Linked DNA regions of Mus musculus: region 2 is linked to region 1. Evidence: chromatin contacts called from ENCODE Hi-C or POLR2A ChIA-PET data. All regions are on one chromosome and are shown on one strand. The core of a region is the stretch at or near the end of the contact, and the rest is flanking DNA. Distances in the headings are between cores, read along the strand shown.

Region 1 (3,164 bases), core at 158-2,657:
CCATTAGTTAATTAAATCATAGCTTTACTGTGCCTGCCTGCAATTAGCTCTACAGCTAATCTAGACGTTTCCAGCTTCCTGGGGTCTGCTGGTCTTTTTTTTTTTTTTTTTTTTTTTTTTTTTGTGCTTGGCTCGCAAATGTCAGGCTGAAGCTATGGTGACAGATAAAGAGAGACCTAGCGGTCCTTTCTCGATTACAGCTTTTCCCCTTTGATATCTTTATGCTGTGCTATAAAAGGCCTATTATACTTAATTTAAAGAGTGAGGCCTGCTGACACCTCTTTCAATTGTTAATCTTTAGGAAGCAATGGGCGGAATATTATTTGAAAGGAATAAAGCGCTTGCTTTATTGGAGAGTTTAGAGAGTAGTAAAGATCTAATAGCCGGCACAACAATCCGTTGTTTGCACTTCGTGAGAGTTGGATTTATTAGCATAAGCCACTTAAGGCATGTTACAGTCAGCCTCAGCCCCAGCCCCAGGCTTTCCCTTGGGCTGCTGGAGCACGGGGAGGTGTGGAGAGAAGCCGGTCTAGTCCATGACCACACTATCTGCAAGCATGTCGCCCAGAGCCTACACAACGTGTCCATATATTTACATGATGTCACACCCTAAACCAGTGGACAGTGGCTGTCTGTCATATGTCCTATACACCAAGCCATGGTCTGCCTCATCTGTCTCTTGCAAGGTCCAGGAGGACCAGACCCGGGACTTAATTAAACCCGAGAGCCAGAAAACCTCTTGGCTCTTATTGAGAGAAGACGGGGACCTTCAGTTTCTGCTCATCAAGTGAGGTTTCAGAGCCTGCCAGTGGCCTCTGACCTTGGGGTAGAAATGGCAGGCCCCAAGAGAAGTTCAGAATGCACATGTTTGAAGTAGCAGTAGCTCCCAAGGGATAGGGTGTTTTCCTTCTGAAACCCCGCAAAGAGAAAAGTACGGTTCGTAAGCCTGCCTGTCAGTCAACCTGCTTTGGCTTCTCCAAGATGACGCCCGGGAAGGTTTTGAAGCCTAGAGACCCGTGATAGGCTTCTAAATACCGGCAACTCTCTCCTCTAGGAACATGACTCCACCCTGGTACACCGAGGTGAGGCTGGAGGTCTGACAGACATCCCCGCTGCTCACAATCACACCACCAGTCAAGGGAGCCGGCTCTGTACCCACCCACACCCAGTTCAAAAGGTGAACAGCCCCAGCCAGGGCCTCCTGACAAGCCTCAAGCTGGCCCCACTGATCCTCCTGCCCCTGAGAAACATTTATCGCTTGAACTTTCAGCCTACTAATTCCAACCAAGGTCCATATCGCTCAGCTTCAGGCAATAAAAAGAAAAAGAAAAAAAAAAAAGTATGTTTATCTTTTGGAGTCAAATCCTGTCTCTCCCAGATGACTCTTCCACTGGTCTGTTTCCTTGTTCTCTATGTCCTAATTTCCAGTCAAGGCCAGTTAGCTCAGCTCTTCCAGCAAACATGAGAACCTGGCCTCTCAATGAAGGCAGCTGGGCCTGGATTCCCTGAGGCCCGGTTCAAGGTCACAGTCAAGGAGCTGTTAGGAGCAAGAGCCCTGGCCTTCAGGGGCTCTGTTCTATAAATAATGGATGCTAGTTGTTCAGATTTGAAGGTATCTAAATAAATAAATCTCTTCTTGAAGCCATATTGAAACTCTGGGGAGCCAAGGAAAGCTAACACCTACAAAAGATGATATCTGGACTCTCAATAGCACGAGGCAAGATCTACACTAGGCCCAATGTAAGGTTAGAGACACAACAACCCCCTGGTCTCCTGCTTCACCTGCCTTCTGCCTGCCCTGGGGCCGTGCGTCTGGCTTCTGCACTCTTGCACAAGAAGCGAGGTTGGTAGTGAGTATTAGGTACCACCCTGGAGAGGAGGAACCAGACAGAGGGAGAGCCACCTTTGGGTTGCCACCCAGATGTCTTGTTAGCAAGCGCCAACTCAGGACCAAAAGTCAGCCCCAGATAGCGTTCCTTGCCTCTTGCTGATTCTGCTCTTGAAGGAGTCTCATTAAGTCATTCTGTGGGCAAGGGCAAGATGGAGTAGGGTTGGGGGGTCCTCTACTAGCAACACTTGAACAAGCAGTCCCAGAGATGTGTCCTCAAAGAGGGGCGGCCCCAGGGCTTCACTAGGCCAGCCAACCACTCTACTCTCAAGTCAACACTGAAGCTTGCCAAAAAGAGAAAAAAACTCCCATTGCCCGGCTGTGAGAGGAACCTGTCAAGACAGGTGAGACAGCACCATCTTGGGAAATCCTGTGACTCTTAAGGACACTTTTTTGTGTCAGGACCCTCCTTAATCATAGTTTAGCCATTTTCTTTTCACTAGCTCAGTATTACTGGGCCACAAAGGAAAGCATCTCTGTAGCAAGCAGCGGCCCCAGATTAAGTGTCAGGAAACTGAGCATTGGATACGGTAGTCTTTATGTACCCAGGACCCCCTAAGGTAATCTGGAGTTACGGTGGGGAGATGCCCTTGAGCCGCTGGCCTAGCAGTGAGCACCAGGCAAGCCCCCTGCATGTGCAGTCACGCCGCAACCACGCACCGTTCTAAAGTAGAAAGAAAAGAAGGCAGGAGCTCACAGGGCTTTGTGCATCCACATGGCACATCCCACCGTCTCCTCGCTCAGCCGGCAGCAGCATCCATGGAAGATACTGGTACTGCCAAGGCATTAATGATGCTGTAAAATAATAAGCTAGAGGCTGCTCCCGCACGAGCGAGCCCTTGATAAAAGGGAGATTTACAGCCACATCCATCAACTTAATTATCTTTTACTAGGGTTTAAACTTAGTTGTAATACTAATCTGTATTTAGTACGGTTTACGGGATCTACGGACACTTTACAATCTTCCCCTATTCACAAGTGTCAAATTATGGCAATATTGATAAAACAGAGAGACAGCGGGAGCGGGGAGGGTGGCAGGCCCAACTAGCTCATAGACTTTTTACAGCTCTGTAAAAGAAGGAAAGAAAACCTACCACTCTCTGATTTAAGGATGCAACCGTGTGGCCAATAATCAGGGCTGATAGTGTTTCAGAAGCAATTTCATAGATAATTAGCCTCCTCCAGCACCCACCCCACCCAATCCCAAGAGCAGTCTCCCTGGACTGGACCACAGGAAGCTGGTTCCATGAAGTCTGAACTCCGCTGCCTCTGTTCT
Region 2 (3,142 bases), core at 404-2,903, 400 kb after region 1:
CCAACCCCCATTGCTTTAGCCCCAAACATCAAGTCCTTCAGACCAACCATATGCACAGCAGATGATGTCGCACTTTATGGCTATAAGCATTTAGGATGCTCCCAGAGAAAGCCCGTGCCAATTTGAAGACTGCCTAGGATTTCTCTGGCACATTCTAGGCAGAAATGATTTTAAGTTCCCACATCACTTTGTTCAATTTCCTTTCAGGTAATGGACTAAGAAGTATACAGACACTGACAACTCTGGGCAAGAAATTCCCTTTCACCAAAGTCTGGAAAGCGGAGTAGACACGGAGTAGCTAAATGTTTATACAACGAAAAGGCTCAAACTTGAAGCTTAGAGGAACAAACCTTGGACTTAGTGGATGGACTGAATTAAAAACAATGTGACTCTAGAGCTGCTTTGACTTGGCCTACATTTGACCCCTTTGGGAAAACTCACATGGAATTTGGACAGGCTAAAACGGCAAAACCTTGTTAGCTCAACAATGATCTGCCGGCCAAATAGGACACTAGATTCCCCCATCTTCCTTCTTTACCTGCCAAAGTCCTTTTCTCCAAAGGTGGGTGGGTGGGGGAGGGTTTTCAAACCTATCAAAGCAAACAGGACTGACCTACTGAGATCCTGCGTCTGTGCTATGTCACTGAACAGGCTAGAGAAAACGCAAATTGTGTCCTGGGAAGGAGGCCAATGTCTAAGTACTGTGACTGAAAAGAATGTGACATTCTTAAAGTGAAGGCAGTTTGGATAAACTGGAGCTCACGGTTGCCTCCAACTACCCTTGCCATTGGTTTCTGGGCTTTTTTTTTTTTTTCCCCAAAGAAAAATTGGCGGGGTGTGGGGCACACGCCTTTCTAACCCTACAGCACTCAAGAAAGAGGCGGATCTCCGTGAGTTCCAGGCTAGCCAAGGCTACAGAGTGAGAAGAAGAAAAATTGATTCGATAAAGCCACGCGGAAGCGTCCTTAAGGCTCCTGGCAAACACACACTCTTAAATGCAAACGGAAATACTAGAACACTCCATTAAAAAGTCCTTGCGTGAAACGTGGCAGAAAGCTTTGAAAAGCCAGCGATGTCTTTCCCAAGAGGTGCTTTGTGCGCAAATGCTTCCAAATCGGGACTCATATTTTGGAAATTATACCCCCCACGCTCCCAAACATGTCAAATCTGAAGAGAAAGGTGAGAATTCCCCCGCAACAGGCTGGGGCAAGGAGGAGGGTGCCTCTCTGCTCATCCCTTCCAGGAAACAAAACCAGAGGGCAACTAGCTAGCGCCACTCTGGCTCCAGACAACGTGCAGACGCAAAGTGCAAGAACTCGTTCCCAAACCTCCATGTCTTGAAAAGCGAGAGGCGCGCAGACCTGCATCGGGGTTCCTGGAACCCGCACCCGCACCGGGCCGGGCCAGACAGCACGCGGCCCCCAGCGGTCCCCCAGATGGTCCCCCCTACCCTGACGCCACACCCCGTCACCGCCCGCACCTGAGGCGAAGTAACTCACTGAGGGAAAGCGGCGGGCTCCCCGCGGGAGCGCTGACGAGGACGCCGCCCGGCTCCGCTCCGCTGGGACTCGCCGCCGCCGATTTCCTGGCGAGAAGCAAAGTCCGGCCAAGACTTTACTTCTCAACCGCCCCTGCTGCCTTTCCCCTAGGGGGCGAGCGCAGAGGCCCAACCCGACACGCACCTGAGCCAATCAACGGCGGACAAAGGCGGGACTAAGAGCGGGCTCGGAGCCTCTCGACCAATCAAGGAGTTCGAGGGGCCGAGTCGGCCCTGCTCATCACCCCCGTGTTAGAGTGAGCGCGTTCCGCCCTCCGCCATCGCTCCCGGCCGGATTCTCCCTCTCAGACACACAGAGAAAACGCTCGGGAAGTGTCTGCGTGCACCCCTGGAGCGCCGCGCCGGGCGTGGGACAGCTGAAGGGAGGGGAGGGCTGCGGGACCAGGCTGAGGGAGAACAGGTGGCGGGGGGCGGCTGACGTGTAGGTGTGCAGGGCGAGGGGACAGCTGGGTGGGGCGGGGACCCAGCCTGGCCAGGGTCAGGTGGGAGCTGGGAGGATGCACCTGAGAAGAAGGGCGGTTCCTTGGGATCAAAGGGAAAAGGAGCTGCCAGTCCCACAGCGTGAGCTCCCGAGGAAGGAGGGCGGTGCTCCAAACTCTCACTTCTCTCGCAAAAGAAAGACCATCGCAGCCCTTGCACCTAGTGGAGATGTACATTTGCACCCCAGGGAGAAAAATTTTTAAAACCCACAGTATCGTCAGGAGAGTCATCTCTGCACAACAGTCTCTCTGCTTTTTCAAGGTGCCCCATGAAAGGCCCCTGAGGACTCAAGTCCTGGGAATAGCCAGCCCTGGGGCAGTCGGGTTCCTGGAGAGCCTAGCAGGCCAGAGATCCGACTCTGACTCTTTTTAAATAGCAGGTGTCTCGGGGCGACAGGTGAGAGCCTATGCTCTTCAGTGGCACTTGGGGACCGGCTGGCTGTGCCCGGCAGCTGGCTTAGCTTCCGCAGTTCCAGGTGAACCGTCCTGCCCGCGCCTGGGCGTGGTCGGGGGCGGGACCCGGTTTAGCCCCGCCCACAGAGGGCCCTGCCGCGCCGCTGCGGCTCCGCCCCCCTCCTTCCGTCATCCGCTTCTTCCGTCGGTGGTTTCTTCCTTCCTGCCTTGTCCCGCACCTTTCGCGACATGGGGAAGAGCTTCCATTTCGCCAGCGCCACCTGAGGATTTCCTGGAGCCGCCACCCCCACCTCCCGCGATGGAAGACGATCAGGAGCTGGAGAGGTAAGGGTGGAGGGGAAGAGTGGAGTGGGGCGGCGGGTCGGGCCAGCGAAGCGGGTGGCGAAGGGGCACGCGGCCGACTGCGGCCCGGCGTGGCGGCTAGGCCTGACCCCAGGCGCTGGGGAAGGAAGGAGAGAGAGTAGAGCGGGCCGGGTTGGGAAGAGGGAGGAGCCGTGGGTTTATTTGTAACAGAAAAGCCCAGAGGGATGCTAGCCATCCGGGAGGGGAGAGAAGTTGGGAATCATGCTGTAAGTCCCAAACTGCCACCACCCCCATTAGAACTGCCTCGTTGTAAGGTCACGCACCGGGCCAGCCGTCCCGAGTGGCGGGCCTGGCGTGTTTAAGTTGGCTAAAGTTACTGCAACTCCGC

The links. Hi-C counts contacts between places; a loop is a spot of excess contacts on that map. ChIA-PET counts read pairs that join two places held with the same protein, here RNA polymerase II (POLR2A).
Region 2: a map of v-Abl transformed pro-B cells shows a loop between it and region 1 (2.6-fold over the local background). The contact joins the promoter of Lnx2 here to the enhancer-like site in region 1. A Hi-C loop is called at or near these places in 2 of 37 maps with a recorded cell type or tissue (both v-Abl transformed pro-B cells). POLR2A ChIA-PET finds 5 or more read pairs at or near these places in 1 of 5 experiments (Patski).

Annotation. Positions count from the first base shown.
Region 1 is chr5:146,678,129-146,681,292 of GRCm38, forward strand. No RefSeq gene overlaps it. Among named protein-coding and RNA genes, the nearest start is that of Gm34700, 21 kb to the right of the region's middle. Within about 2 kb of position 1,408, at least 1 of the 3 ENCODE cell types and tissues checked has a DNase peak (open chromatin) inside an H3K27ac peak, as active enhancers do.
Region 2 is chr5:147,074,919-147,078,060 of GRCm38, forward strand. It overlaps Lnx2 (ligand of numb-protein X 2), which reads right to left and starts at 1,654. Exons shown (of 10, transcript NM_080795.4): 1 at 1,500-1,654. It overlaps Polr1d (polymerase (RNA) I polypeptide D), which reads left to right and starts at 2,428. Exons shown (of 3, transcript NM_181730.4): 1 at 2,428-2,775. The coding sequence starts at 2,750.